Regions from separate parts of the Homo sapiens genome. Here region 2 is linked to region 1. Evidence: chromatin loops called from intact Hi-C (ENCODE). Cell type or tissue: psoas muscle. All regions are shown on one strand. Each heading gives the region's core, and the rest is flanking DNA. Links, peaks and the distances in the headings are about the cores only.

Evidence for each region. Hi-C counts contacts between places; a loop is a spot of excess contacts. Peaks named below come from ENCODE experiments on the same cell type or tissue, not always from the same donor. Only the 100,000 strongest peaks of a DNase experiment are listed, where the experiment ranks them.
Region 2: a loop joins it to region 1, with 7 times the contacts of the local background. A loop is called at or near these places in 2 of 110 quality-filtered maps.

The regions. Positions count from the first base shown.
Region 1 is chr16:78,627,412-78,635,212 of GRCh38, forward strand. All of the region lies in intron 8 of WWOX (WW domain containing oxidoreductase), which reads left to right. Among named protein-coding and RNA genes, the nearest start is that of WWOX-AS2, 130 kb to the left of the region's middle. In psoas muscle, for the core only: no CTCF peak of the experiment used is centred there; no DNase peak of the experiment used is centred there; H3K27ac peaks cover 2,500 bases.
Region 2 is chr16:78,743,516-78,751,316 of GRCh38, forward strand. The region is part of intron 8 of WWOX (WW domain containing oxidoreductase); the gene reads left to right. Among named protein-coding and RNA genes, the nearest start is that of WWOX-AS2, 250 kb to the left of the region's middle. In psoas muscle, for the core only: no CTCF peak of the experiment used is centred there; no DNase peak of the experiment used is centred there; H3K27ac peaks cover 536 bases.

The sequences.
Region 1 (7,801 bases), core at 2,257-4,756:
CCATAGTTTATGACAAGGGGTTTTCTGTGGCTGGTCTCCAAGGCCTCTTCCAATCTTGACATTCTGTGATCCTGTAAGTCTTTGAATAATGGCCCAGGATGCCAACAAGAAGTCACCAATGAGAGTTCAGGTGTTCTGTTGGAAATCTTTGTAAAATCACAGAGAAAAGGAGAAGAAAAAGAATAAAGAGGAAAAACTGGACACATAAATAGGAAGACAAAGAATGAATGTGGACTGGGGAGAGAAGAGTCATTGACAGGGACAAGAAATAAATAACTTTGATGCAAATCCTGGGAAGACTCTGGAACAACATGGAGGCACCTATGTTAACTCTATTTCATTTTGGAAAAGTTGACTAGACAAAAGGTGCAGAGTAGAGTATGCAGTGATTTCAGGGTGTTGGGCTCTGACAAGATGATGCCGACTTAGACAGTGTTAGTCAACATCAAATGTCTGGATCAAGAGAGGCAAGAATCCCGTGGATTTGGCGTTGGCCAGAACTTGTCTGGAATCTTGTTTTCTGCCTTGAGTGTCACCTGTTGAGAGCTCTGTTGACAAACTGGCATTTGTCCTTGGGAGAGTAGCCTCAGGACCAGGGGTGAAGAGTTCAGTAAACTGTGTTTAACCCAAGGAAAGATACAGGGTGTGTCAGATTTTGTAAGGATTTTCAAGGAGCAGTAGATAGTGGCCCTACAGTGGAATGAACCTTCACACCGAGGATCTGCTTCCTTTGTTGGAGGTGGGAAAGCAAAAGCTGGATGCTTGGAATTGTCATGGCTGCCGTCTGAGTGATGCTACCTTGAGTGGACGGTTTGGCCAACTAAGGAGTAAGGCCTCTCCCTCATGTCACATTGAGTGGTGCTAATGTTTCCTGAAGTTTCCCTTTCTTTTCAGTTCAGTGTTTCAGAATCTCAGCCTTCCAGCAGAATCCCCTTTGTTTGCTCTAAATATACATTCCCAAGCCCCGTGTGGCCATTCTGATTTACTAGGTCTGGGGTTGGGGGATTGTGGGTGCCGAGAATCAGTATTTCTATCAAGCTCCCAAGGGGACCTGATATATACATGGAGCTGAAAAGTACCCACCTAACAGACTTGCCAGCTCCTTAAGGATAAGAACTATATTTTCTTCCTTTTTTTGTATGCCTCCCCATGCAAGGATAATTACACAGAATAAGCACTGAGATGCCTGTTGATGGATTTATTCCAGCAATTTTTTTTTTTTAGCTCTCTTTGTCTGGAACTTTGCAAAATAAACACCATGGTCACTCCGTGCTTTGTGAGTGACGTGCTAGAATGGAATTTCACTGTTTTAAATTCAGGGTTAATTTCTTGCTTTCAAATGAATTATGAAAGGAAGAGGAGAGACCTTTGGAAAAGTCTGAATGTTGATGCCGACGACTAGCCAGGCGCTTCCCTTCCAGCTGGTTTCGTGAGGGATTAAGAGGCCACTGTTGTGAATCTCCCATTAGTGATGGTCCCAGGCCCCCTCCTCATTGTGCATTTATCTTACAAGAGGCATATTTAGGAGATGTTTCCGTTCTATTTTATCTGCAGAATTACTTTCCATTCTCAGGTCTTTTATATAAGTATTCCCTTGAACCCGTTCCAAAAACTGGATTTTTAACCCAATAGACCATAACTGCAGTGTTTTATTGTGCTTACATATTTCAAAATGTGAATGTAAGTAGATTTAGCAAAGTTAAAATAAAATGAAAACTTTTCAAAGGGCACCACTGCTCGCATTCCCATGTTGGAGTTTTCCCTTTGGGGTTCTTATGCCATTTTAAAGACTCTGAAAACAGGAAGACTTTTTCTCTTGGGTATTTTATTTTTTTTTCCTCTGCAAGGGATGGGGTCATAAGACATTGGTGAGGTTAGGCCTTCCTTTGTCTCCCAGGAGCACACTTGATAGCAATGTAGGGTGAATTCCAAATCTGTGAGTTAGTGCCGTATATAGCAGTGTTGTCAGTAAGATTTCTCACTGGCATCTCTGCTTCCCCTCTTGACTCTCTTGAAATCCCTTCTTCAGGCAGAAGCTGGAGTCATTTCTCTAAAATAGAAATCTGATCTTGCCACCACCCTACTTGCCACTCCCTGCTTAATCCCTTCACTGGCTCACCATATCCCTTAGGATAAAATAACAAAATCCTTTCCAGGGCCTGCAAGACCCCTGCCAACCTCTGCAGCTTACTTTGTACCACTTTCCCCAGAAACCTGCTACCTACCCTGCTCCTTGCCACAGGGCCTTTGCACAGGCTCTTGTCTCTGGCTAGAGTAGTCTTCCCATCCTGCTTTAGCTAATCAACTCTTTCTCATCATTTAGGCTTCAAATGGATCATCACTTTCTCTGGGGTGCAGGGGTCTTTCATATAAGTATTTCTTTGAACTCATTCCAAAAAAGTGGATTTTTAGAAATAGAAAAAACTAATTTAGAAATAGAAAATTAATTGAGTTTTAGTTTTTAGAAAATTATCTAAGAAGTAGATTTTTAGAAATAGAAAATTAACGTAGATCACAGAAAATTATCCAAACTCAGTTAATTTTCCCTTTTCCAGCAACTGTATTTGTCCTCCCCACTTCTCTTCCCTGCCTTCTTTTTTTCTCCTTAGCACTTACAATGTCTCACTCATGTAGACTCGAAGCTTCACAAGGGCAGGGATTTTAGTCTATTTCATTGAAAATCTGTCACCAGTCACTGGCCCAGAGAGAGTCCTCAAAAATAATTGTTGAATGAATGAATGAATGAATGAATGATGATGGCGTGATGATTGTGTATTCCTCATCTGGCTGTAAGTTTCACAAGGCCAGGCACTGGGGTCCTATTTTGCTCACTGTTGCTGTGTGGGAAAGAGTTAGTACAGCAGACTGTCGCAAGCTTGGCTCTTGGCTGCATCTGGGAACTTGGAATTTAGGAGGGCTGTCACCATTCCCAGATCAGATAAAGATGGCTCACTCTGTCTAGACTGCTTGTACCAAAAATAGGGCTCATGTGGAATACCTGCTTTCCTTTGTGGAGGCTGGAATTTTGTTATATGCTACAGAGAGGGTGCCTACGTGGCCAACTTCCAATAAAAACTGTGGACACTGAGTCCCTAATACATTTCTCTGGTAGACAATACTTCATATATATTTTCACAGCTCATTTCTGGGGGACTAATTAAATGCATCCTGTGTGACCCCACTGGAAGAGGACATTTGGAATCTTGTACCTGGTTTTCTCCAGACTTCGCCTCATTCACCATTTCCCTGTGCTCATTTTGCCTTGCATCCTTTTGCTGTGATAAATCTCAGCCATGAGTGTGACCGTATGCTGAGTCTTATGAGTCTTCCTTGCAAACCACCAAACCTGGGTTGGCGTTTCAGTGCCTGACACAGTTGTATTCCTAAGACATAGTTGGGACCAGACCTCAAGAAAATAGCCAACAAATACTGGGTGAATGAACGAAAGAGGCCATATGCAGTCAGCCCCCCTCTCTCTGGGTTCTACATATGTAGATTTAACTAATGACAGATTAAAAGCATTCGAACAAACGGAGGGTGGTATCTGTACTGAAAATGTACCAACTGCTTTTTTTTGTCATTATTCCTTAAACAATCCAACATAACCACTATTTATATCGTGTTTATATTGTATTAGGTATTATAAGTAATCTAGAGATGATTTAAAGTGTACAGGAGCATCACATACATTATATGCAAATACTATACAATTTTATGTTAGGGACTTGAGCATTTGTGGATTTTGGTATTTGGGGGGGTTCCTTGAACCAGTCCCCTTTGGATACTGAGGGACAACTGTACAAATCACATTTAGGAGTGGATGCAGGTCAGTCGTGACATCTCATCCACCCCTTCCTCACCCAAGATTCTCCGTGGCTTGTGTCAAGGCCTCACCACATCAGAATATTTCTGCTCATGGTTGCTGAGACAGAGCTGGACAGGTCCAGCATCCATTCCCCAAAACAGAACTCAAACTGACGATCATCAAGATATTCCAGCTATGGCAAACTGCGGAAGAATTAGGACAGATGTATGACTTATTTCATATAAAGCTAAATCAGTTTAATTTATATGATTGTCCTTTATTATGAGATTATGTTCAACAGATATTTTCAGTGTTAAAATATTCTTTTTTTTTTTTTTTTGAGACAGGGTCTGGCTCTGTCACCCAGGGTCTAGCACAGTGGCACGATTTTGGCTCACTGCAGCTTCCTCCTCCCAGGCTCAAGAGATATTCTTGCCTCAGCCCTCCAAGTAGGGCTACACGTGTGTGCCACCGTGCCTGGCTATTTTTTGTAGGGACAGGGTTTCAACATGTTGCCAAGGCTAGTCTCTAACTCCTGGGCTCAAGCAATCTGCTCACCTGGGTCTCCCAAAGTGTTGGGATTATAGGTGTGAACCACCATACCCAGCCAAAATATTCTTTTCAAAGTGATTAGAAGTAGGAGAAGCTTGCTCTCTTTTTATTGGCACTTCTGTCTTACATGCACTTTTTGATTTAAATTATTCTGTCTTCTATGAAATGACAGTGATTGGAGGTGGTTTATTTTTTTTTAAGTCTGCTTACTCGGAAAAATAAAACAAAGTTGACAACCTGATTTCAGACCTCCCAATTTTTTCTTAAAAAAAATAAAAGTCTTCTTGGTCCATGAAATCCAGAAACTGGAGACCAAACTAGCAAATTCGCAAGGAGCTGCTTGATAGAAAAACACTTGAGATCAAGAGTCAGAAATAGCTGGGTTGAATTCCAGTTCTCTCATATTAAGTGACAAGTTGCAGAATGCCCCTGTCTTTCTGAGCTGTTTTTATATCTGTACAATGGGGTTAATACTACTAGTATTTGCTTCCAGGGATTGTTTTGGAGGGGAGTGAGGAATAAATGATATAATTCACTAAAACACGTAGAATAGTATTTGACACAGAGTAGGTCAGCATGCCCAAAGTATCAGAGTCATTATTGAGTTATTCCGCTACCTCCGTATTTGAGTCCTTTCTTTTGGGCTTTCCTACTTAACGTCGCAGATGTTATTTTTTTGAAGAGGGTGTAGGCCAAGAAAGGGGTGGGAGAAACGAGCAAGGTGTTGATAGAACCCCTTAGTGTCCTCCTCATACCACAGACACTCTCTTCCCCCACTTACTTGGCCAATTTTTTTTTTTTTTTTTTTTTGGTGGAGTCTCGTTCTGTCTCCCAGGCTGGAGTGCAATGGTGCGATCTCAGCTCCCTGCAACCTCTGCCTCCCATATTCAAGGGATTCTCCTGCCTCAGCCTCTCGAATAGCTGGGATTACAGGTGTGCGCCACCACGCCCAGCTGATTTTGTATTTTTAGTAGAGTTGGGATTTCTCCATGTTGGTCAGACTGGTCTCGAACTCCTGACCTCAGGTGATCCACCCGCCTCAGCCTCCCACAGTGCTGGGGTTGCAGCTGTGAGCCACTGCGCCCGGCCTACTTGGCCAAATTCTTGCCTGATCGCCTCTCCACCCCTGCTACGTGTAATAGAAAGGTAGGGCCATGTTGGAGAGGGATCCAACATTTATTATCCCCATTTTACAGATGAAGAAGTTAAGGTGGCCAGGCATGGTGGCTCATGCCTGTAATCCTAGCACTTTGGGACACTGAGGTGGGTGGATCACTTGAGGTCAGGAGTTTGAGAGCAATCTGGCCAACATGGTGAAACCCTGTCTCTACTACAAATAAAAAATTAGCCGGGTGTGGTGGCGTGTGCCTGTAATCCCAGTTACTCGGGAGGCTGAGGCAGGAGAATCGCTTGAGCCTGGGAGGCAGAGGTTGCAGTGAGCTGAGATCGTGCCACTGCGCTCCATGCTAGGTGACAGAGCAAGATTCCATCTCAAAACAAAACAAAACAAAAAAACAAGAAGTTAAGGATTGCAGAGCATAAGTATCTTCTATGGGGCTACCCAACTAGGTCGGGACAGGGCAGGGATTTGAACCTAGGAGCTCTTGGATTGCAATTTTTCATTCACCCCTCCCTCTCCACCCTTCCTGTCTTCAAGCCTGAGCAGGTGATACTGCATTTTGTACCGTATGACTTTAAAACAGAACCACGAGTTCAGAACTTTGGTTAGGTCCTGCCCGTGTTCTCTAGCTAACGCATGGCAACGCTGGTTTCCAACCTTTCACTGTGCGGGTTTCTGATGAGTACGCTGGCAGGCCTCTGGCTTCAGAGATGCCACTACAAAGGTCTCCTCCTTTTCATAAACATTGCTGCAAGGCCCGCTTCTCAAGAAAGCAACTTGTGCTACCTCCTGCGTGCTTTTATGCTTCGCTGTGAAGTGCAAAGTTGGGCTGGCAGGCCTGGCTTTCTTCTCCGACTTATGTATGATTCATCAAGAGGACTCCAGGCTGTGGTGTGCGGTGCAACCCGGGCTGTGTTCCCGAGTGCATCAAACGGGGATTGGGACCTGTTTTCCTTCCCACTCACATGTAGGTCACCTACGGGAGCAGGGGAGGAACCATCTGAGGTGTTTTTTTTTTTTTTTTTAGATTTCTCATTGCTGAGAACAGTTCCAGCTCTGCCGACCAAAGGCTGAGTGTCCTTTTATTAGTCTGAGCCCCTAGAGAGACCAAAGAGGCAACCCTCGAGCCAACTGACAGCCAGCTGTGGGGTTGGACCCTGTTTTTCATACAGTGAGCACTCTTGAACCCAGAGAAGGTGCAGGTTGGAGATGCAGCTATATGACTCTGTACCAGAGAGAGACCTTTTTGTACATTTGGAATAAAAATTTTTAGCATTAGAGATTCGCTTTTTTGTGTCTAAATACAAATGTCCAGGAGAATAGGAATGCCATAGTGGTGAGCTAAGAGCAGGCAGTTAGTTAAGTGTATGACAAGTATCTCATTATAAATGGATGCTGAAATGTCCAAGTGTGGAAATGATACGCTTCAGCTCTTATTTTTAAGTCATCCTTATCTCTTTCACTTATTCCCTCATTCAGGCACCAAAAATGCTGTTTGACTGGGAGAGCAAGTGGAGCTGTTCAAAGTTGTAGGGACAGCCGGGCGCAGTGGCTCATGCCTGTAATCCCAGCACTTTGGGAGGGCGAGGCGGGCAGATCACAAGGTCAGGAGTTCGAGACCAGCCTGGCCAACATGGTGAAACCCCGTCTCTACTAAAAATACAAAAATTAGCTGGGCATGGTGGCGGGCGCCTGTAATCCCAGCTATTCAGGAAGTTGAGGCAGGAGAATCATTTGAACCCAGGAGGCGGAGGTTGCAGTGAGCCAAGATTGCGCCACTGCACTCCAGCCTGGGTGACAGAGCAAGACTCTGTGTTAAAAAAAAAAAAAAAAAAAGTTCTAAATCAGTGGATTCTGCCGATAAACATCATCTGGACGGAATGAAGCTGAGGGCCAATAGTTTAGAGGCTCAGCACCCGACTGGAGAGAGAGAGAGAGAGAGAGAGAGAGTGTGTGTGTGTGTGTGTGTGTGTGTGTGTGTGTGTGCGCGTGCATGTGTATACGCTGGTGTTTAGGTGGGCTTGAGAAAAGTGCTGACTTTGTGAACGAGGAGGAGGGAAAGGGTCCAGAGCAGTAAAGAGCCTGTAAATAAATTCATACCAGCTTCAGCCCCATGCTTTCGTTTGGGATTCCTCATCCAACCCTGACGGCTTCCCTGCGGGACATATTTCCCCCTCTTACAGATAGGAAACCTTGCCCAATGTGATTACGCCAGGAAGTCAGATTTCAAATCTAAATGTGCCTAATGCCAAAACTGTACCTCTTGCCACTCAACATCTGCAGTCAAAGGCTTCCTGACTCAGGATTTGCTGGGGTCTGGCTCT
Region 2 (7,801 bases), core at 2,042-4,541, 120 kb after region 1:
TAAGGCTGATTCACGTTGACTTTGTATAATTAAATCAAAAGGAAAACACCAACTTTCCACAACTAAGTTATAAAAGGACCAGAGGCTACTCCCTCTGCAACCCCTCCCCACTTTTCTGAGTTGCAGATGGAAAATTGAAAGTACCCCTGATTGGTTGCTTTCCACGACCATTCAGCCGTTTGCATAGGAGCTGTAACTTTGTAACTTCGCTTCACCCTCTGATTGGTTGCTTTTCACAACCTATCAGACATTTGCATAGGAGTGTAACTTCTTTCCACAACCAATCTGACTGATTGTGGGCCATTACTTCATTTCCATGAGGTGTACACCAAGTGGCCAATGGGAGACCTCTATAGGGTATTTAAACCCCAGAAAATTCTTTAACCAGGCTCTTGAGCCTCTATGCTTGGGCTGCTCCCACCGTTTGGAGTGTACTTTCCTTTTCAGTAAATCTCTACTTTTGTTGTTTCATTCTTTCCTTGCTTTGTTTATGCGTTTTGTCCAATTCTTTATTCAAAACGCCAAGAACCTGGACGCCCTCCTCCAGTAACATAATGAATGTCTGGATGTGGTATGAAGAGTATTGGGGTACACCACAGCAGCGTGTGCTCTGAGAACACAGTAAACAGGCATTTGATACAGATCAGAAGGTCCGTAAAGGTGGTATTTGAACTAAGTTTTGAGAGCTGGGTAAGAGTTTGTGAAAAGACAGGGCTTAAGGAAGGATATAGTAAGCTGAAGGCACAGGACTTTAGAAACACATAGGCTATAACTGCAAGGTGTGTCTCAGAAGGTACATGTGACGTTTCATTTTTATTTGTTTGCTTTTTTATAGTGACTGCATGATCATTATATGCAGAAGACGCTTGAAGGGGCCAGATTAGGAAGGGCCCATGGTCCACACTGCTTTTTTTTTTTTTTTTTTTTTTTTTTTGAAACGGAGTATCTGTCTCTCACCCAGGCTGGAGTGCAGTGGCACAGTCTTGGCTCATTGCAACATCTGCCTCCTGGGTTCAAGCAATTTTCTTGCCTCAGCCTCCCGAGTAGCTGGGATTACAGGCACCTGCCACCACACCTGGCTAATTTTTGTATTTTTAGTAGAGATGAGGTTTCACCATGTTGGCCAGGCTAGTCTTGAATTCTTGACCTTAAGTGATCCACCTGCCTCGGCCTCCCAAAGTGCTGGGATTACAGGCGTGAGCCACTGTGTATTTCTATTACCAGCCTGCACTGCATTTCTATTACCCGAAAACAGTGTGGAAAATATTAATTACAAGGGAGATTAAAAAGTAAAACTGGTTGGTTGGCCTGAAGACCCACATGGTGACTTCACTAAAGTCATTGGGTAAGCAAAGAAGAGCAACACTCTAGTTTTCCTCCAAGCTTCAACGTTTTCTGTTTCCTCCTATGTCAGGTCTTAATTTCCCTACCTGATTCAGGCTGCGCTAAGCTGACTTCATCATGACTCCTGGCTTCCCCAGTCCCTGCTTCCCAGCACATACCATTTATTCAGTGTTGGCCAGTGACGCCTGCCACTGCATTTTATTGATGAAGAAATGGAGATCTCAAGAGGTAAAAAAAACTGACTATAGGAGCCAAGACTAGTTTAGAGTGGAGTTTGAATATGAACATGCCTCTGTCTGTGAAAGCCAGTGTCCCTTCAGCCAGGATCTTTCCTGGAAGAACTCAGTATTAAGGCACTTGATTAGTTCTTCCTGTTGGTGGACTGATTGATTACATTTGAATCTTTCAGCAAGCTTTTGGCTGAGCTGGGCATCTTCCCCGCCTTCCTCCACCTCTGCCTTCAAAAGCCTGAATTTCCAAGGCTTTCTGCCATGAGTACTTAGCTTTGAAAAACATGAGCATATTTTTCATTCTTCTTGCCGGCCTCTCCCTGTGTCATGCCTGTTATTCTTTTCTCCCTCAACATTGACCTAGGTCAGAAGGACCCTATTTTAATGTTTAGCGTTTGGGGGTCACTCCATAGAGAGGGGTTTGTGGAAATCCTTTTTTTTTTTTTTTTTTTTTTTGCTTCTTTCTGTGGATCTGTTTGGAAATGTAACATTTTAAAGCCCTTCTTGGCTGGAGGATTTTTTATGGTAAACATAAAACGTTCATTGAAACATTAAACATTTTACAGCTGTTTTTCAGCACATAAATTTTCATAGACATCCACCCCCTCACTGCCACACCCCCTCATAGATTTCTTCTTTTCCTCCTCCTTCTCCTCCTCCCTCTTCCTCCTCTTTTTCCCCCCCCTTCAAATAGTTCCAAGACCAGAGTTGAGGGTGGGTGGGTAGAGGGCTAGTTTACAGATAAAATGGTTGGTGTAGATCATCTAGTTTGGAAAAAGCACATTGTATTTTAATACTAGGAACGTGTGCATGCCAGAAACCTGCCAAGGAAAACACTCCCGCTGCTCCTTCCAGCCCTGACTCCAGCTGCTATGAACTGGAACCCTGCACCACGTCTCAGAAGGCTACTGGGAAGGGCCATAATCTGTATCCATCCACAAGGAGAGGTGGAGGGGGGCTACTCTAAGAAGCCAAAATGCTCAGGAAAGCCAGAGCTAAGATGGTGCAAACCAGCATGTGATTTGTCCAAGGACATCGTTTTGATATGATGAACCATGGGTGGTTTGGGCATTTGTCAAAGCAGGGTCAGCAGAAAGCTGACGTAGTTGGGTCTAAAGTACAACAGGACTGAGCATGGTGGCTCACACCTGTAATTCTAGTGCATTGGGAGGCCAAGGCAGGAGGATTGCTTGAGGCCAGGTGTTCAAGACCAGCCTTGGCAATATAGCAAGACATTGCCTGTACAAAAAATTTAAAAATTAGCTGGGAATGATGGTGCATGCCTGTAGTCTCAGCTACTTGGGAGGCTGAGGCAGGAGGATCAACTGAGCCCAGGAGTTTAAGGCTGCAGTGAGCCATGATCATGCCACTACACTCCAGTACACTCCAGGACTTTAGGCCTGCTAAAGTGCATTGTAGTAATACTAGATATCAGCACCCTTGCCATGGCCTCATGAGCAGTGAAATGAACTTTCTTGCTCCTGGATTTTTGGCTCTTGGCCTTGTAATTTTTTTTTTTCATGGGATATTAGTCAACATGATGTGAGCAGAGTCTTGAGATGTGCTTGCATGATTGGCTTTGTACTCCTGCATTTTTCCCATAGCCAATGCCTTTTCTTCAGCTTGGGCTGCAGAATGAGATAGATGAAACAGACCTGAATCTGACTTATACCCTGGAGCCATTTTCAGCAAACCCAGTCAATATCAGGCCAACCTCAACCAATTCTTAGACTAGTGAGTGAGGAAAATAAATATTTGATCTTGTGAACCCTTGAAATTTTGAGGTTGTTTGTTATGCGGCAGTATTTTGGCAGTAGCTGATGAATACACCACTCCCCATCCCTAGTGGCTTCCTATACCATTTAGAATAAAAATACACGCTCTTTTCCAGGGTCTACATGTCCTGAAGACCTGAACTCCTGCCTGCCTCTCAGTTTATTTCCTACCTCAAGTAGCTGTGCCCAATGTCCTCCCAATATCCTGCAACCACTCTAGTCTTCTTTCTTTTCCTGGGACCCACAGAGCCTATATCTGCTTCAAGGCTTTTGTACATGTTGTTTCTTTTGCCTGGGAAGAGTGGTGGGGGGCACTTTCTTGCCCATTTTTTTTTTTTTTTTTTGAGATGGAGTCTCGCTCTTGTCATGCAGGCTGGAGTGCAGTAGCACGATCTCGGCTCATTGCAACCTCTGCCTCCCGGGTTCAAGCAATTCTCTAGCCTCAGCCTCCCAAATTGCTGAGAGTACAGGCATCTGCGACCACACCTGTCTAATTTCTTATCTTTCTAACACAGTTTAAATATCACTTTCTCAGAGGCCTACCCTGACCATCCTACTTAAGTAACAATAATAAAATAAAAATACCCATCATTTATGAAGTGCTCATTATGTGCCAGCGTTCTTAGCATCTCCCAACAACCCTAGGAGACAGGCATTACAATGAGCCTTCGTAATGTTCAGATGAGGAAACTGAGGCTAAGAGAGCCTTGGCAAGCTGAGTTACTTAGCTAGCAAATGGTGGAGTCGAATTCAAACCCTGCCTCTCCTCACCCACTCTGTTTCTTTTCTTTTGAGCACTTACCACTTTCTGAATATGTATACAATTGTTTCCTCGATTACTGTCTGCCTCTTCTTCCCTAGAGCGTCAGCCCATGAGCTTATCCAGCCTACAGAGGAGATGCTGCAGCTTGGCAGAGCATGGATTGCTCAACATACCAGAGTTTAGTCCTACCTCTGTCTCCAAGCTGCTCCATGATCAAGGATAAACTATAATCTTTCTCTCTGCCTCAGTTTTTCCACCTGTCAGTGGAGGGGCATGCTCTTGGATGCCTGAGTTTTTCTTAGACTCAGCATCCTGCAGCCGAAATAACCATGCTTCTTAGTGGTCCTCTTGCGTAGCAGCCTAAGAAACTCCAAGTCCATCTGCGCCGAAGAGTATTGAACTTGGCCAGAGCACTTGGGATCTGCAGAAGTGTCCCCTGTCTGTTAGTTTTTTCACAGACTCTGCTCTTTCTCTCCCAGACCGGACCCTCCACTCCTCTATCTCGCATTTATCCATTGCACCCCGTGTCATTGCCGAATTCCTGAGCTACAAAGGTGAACAGGCACCAAAGCTAGGGCAGTGTCCACTCAATACATATCTGATGAATGAATGAATGAACCTTGTCTACCACAGATAGCTCACCACAAATAAACATTTTAATCTACTATAAAATAGCTCAAAAGACTCTATGCAAATAATTACTGTTACCCAGTGGTGGAAGTGCTTCACTTTTTATGGAAAGTCTTTCACTCATTTCTATCTGCAGTATTTACTGGGCATTTTTCCACGCCAAGCCCTGGGGATACAGAGTTAAATAAAATAGAAGCTTAATCCAGGCATGCTGGCTGTAAAGTTCACCTTTCGGCTCCTTTCTGCCATTCTTATTAGGGTCTTGCCCCATCTTGGCAGCAAGCCTGCTTTACCATTGGAGACCTCAGCTCTGATTACAATACGTCCGTGATCAACATGCCCTAACTGGTTAGCAGATGGCAGCTGCATGAAGTCACTGGGCCCAGATAGGAATCAACAAGGGAGATTAGGTAAAGTGCTTATTTGAGGTGCTGTCAGGGCCCGTGGCAAAGGGTTCCCTCATTCCCTCTGCAGTTATTTTTCATGCACACTCGGATTACACTGCTCGGTGATATTACATCTGCATGCGTCTTGCCCTCTGACACGGCAAACACAGATGCTGCCCAAATCCTTGTAAAGCCATATATCTTAAGTAGGAAGGAGCATCTTTGCAGGGGAGGTGAATTGATTTGCAAAGCAGCCTGACACATGGTCTCTTATTTCTCCTTGCAATCAAATAATTCATCTTTATGCCCGTAGGGCCGTGGTGAAATTTGAACCTGACCAAATCAACGACTGCAAGGTTTATTTGTAGCAGTGGGATCAGAGAAATTAGCCAAGTGTATTCTAAAATTATCAATTGCTGATCACATGGTCTGGATGTGTTTTAGTGCTTAGGGGTTGGTGGACCGAGGCTATGGTGGCATAGTCCTCCATGACCAAGGGCTGTCTGCATGGGTACGCAGATAAAACATGCACTGCCATGGGGTGACCTGTGTGCCATGCATCACACACAGACTACTGTTTAACCACCTACATCATAGGTAGATCCTGCATTTTACAAATGAGGAAACAGAGCTCGAGAGAAGTTCAATCCTCTTCCCTACAGAGAGGAAAGGGGAAAAAAATGGACTTTCAAGACAGCTGAAATTCAAAACAAAACAATGTTTTAAAATTGAATACAGCCTTTTGCATTAAAATTACCATTTTAATAATAGTTTAAAAGAGAGAAAGAGAGAGACCCAAAATAGTCAAACTGAGGTTTTGGGTTCTGGTGATAGAATATTAAATCATAATGAAGCATTTAATGTTTTGTTGTTGTTACAATTGTTGTTTTACCCTAGGGCTATGCAAAGTAGTTTAAGGATGTATTTATTTCAGTGGGGAAAAAAAGTGGAGGATATACATTTGGAGGATAAGGAAGCATGAATTAGGGTGGAGGAAGTGTTTTCTGGTCTAGCTAAGGAGGAAAAATTATAGACCTCAAAATAGGTGTCATTTAATATATATCTGTGAAAATGGGCCAAATAGATTGCCTCCGTTAAAGCCGTATTGGATGTTCAAATCTCGAGTTACCTGAAATGCAACTGTACTTCCTATATTTAACCAGGCTTTTTATAAACTGTTCCTCTTAACACCTCAAGCTGACAACCACATCCTGGGTGGTTATTTAATACCAAGTTTGACTTTCTTCACTTTGAGGGTCCTCAAAATAGAAGGTCAGAGAGTAGACTTTTAAAAGTCTTGCACTGTTTACAAGTCAGATGCTTTTTGGCAGAGTGACTCTCAGCTCCCCCCAACAATCCCTTCTTGTCGTTCAGTAGTAGATAGACTCTATCAGGGAAAAATAGGAGAAATAAAATAAGACAGCATATGGAAGGCATTGCTGAAAGTCTTTTTCACACCTTAAAAACAAGGAAGAAGAGAAATGAAAATAAAATAGTGAGCAACACCTCGGTGAAAGTAGAGGTGTTTGTACAGTTCAGCTGCTGCCTTATTCAAAAACAGGAAGAAAAACCCACTGCCCAGGTCAGCTGGTGGGTGATCTCCACTGAACTCCTATTCAGAGGCTCAGTTTCTCTGCAGGACAGAAATGAGAGGCACAAAATTTCATAGCTGTCTTGCCCCTCCTGTGGTCTGTAAGAATGGGACCAGGACTCCTAGTTGTGAACCCGAAAGGATTTCCATTAGGATCAGGAAGTGTGAGTTGGCTTAGAAAAAGTAAAGAAAGAACAGTGCTGTTTCATTTATTTATCATGTGTAAGTAAACTGGGATTTATTTTATTTTATTTTTTATTTTTTGTTTCAGTTTCGGGGGGTACATGTGTAGGTCTGTTACATGGATATCTTGCAAGATACTGAGATTTGGGCTTCAATTGAACCCATCACCCAAATTAGTAAACATAGTACTCAATAGGTAGTTTTTCAATCCTTTTCTCCTTCCCTCCCTAGTCCCCCCTTTTGAAGTCCCCAGAGTCTATTGTTCCTGTCTTCATGCCCATGTGTACGCAGTGTTGAGCTTCGACTTGTAAGTAAGAACATGCGGTATTTGGTTTTCTGTTTCTGCATTTATTCGCTCAGGATAATGGCTTCAAGCTGTATCCACGTTGCTGCAAAGAACATGATTTTCTTCTTTTTTATGGCTGTGTAGTATTTCGTGGTGTATACGTACCACATTTTCTTTAACTAATCCACCATTGATGGGCACTTAGGATGATTCCATGTCTTTGCTGTTGTGGGTAGTGCTGCCAAGAACGTGAGTGCAGGTGTCTTTTTAGTAGAGTGATTTATTTTCCTTTGAATGTATACCCACTAATAAGATTGCTAGGTCAAATGGTAATTCTATTTTTAGACCTTTGAGAAATCTCCAATTTATTTTTCATAGGGACAAGGTTGCAGAGAAAAGAGAAGAGTGCTGTTTCAAACAGTTGAAACCATTCCTACTTCCAAAAAGAATTTGACTCAAAAGGGAATAGTACACTACATATAAAAGACAGATGTATTTAATTTGTGTTTCGAACTACATATCAGAAATTAGTTAGAAGAAGATATGAGATAAATATACCTGGAAACTTTATGAATTATTTCTGACATCTAGCATTAAATTTAGCTGGGTTTCC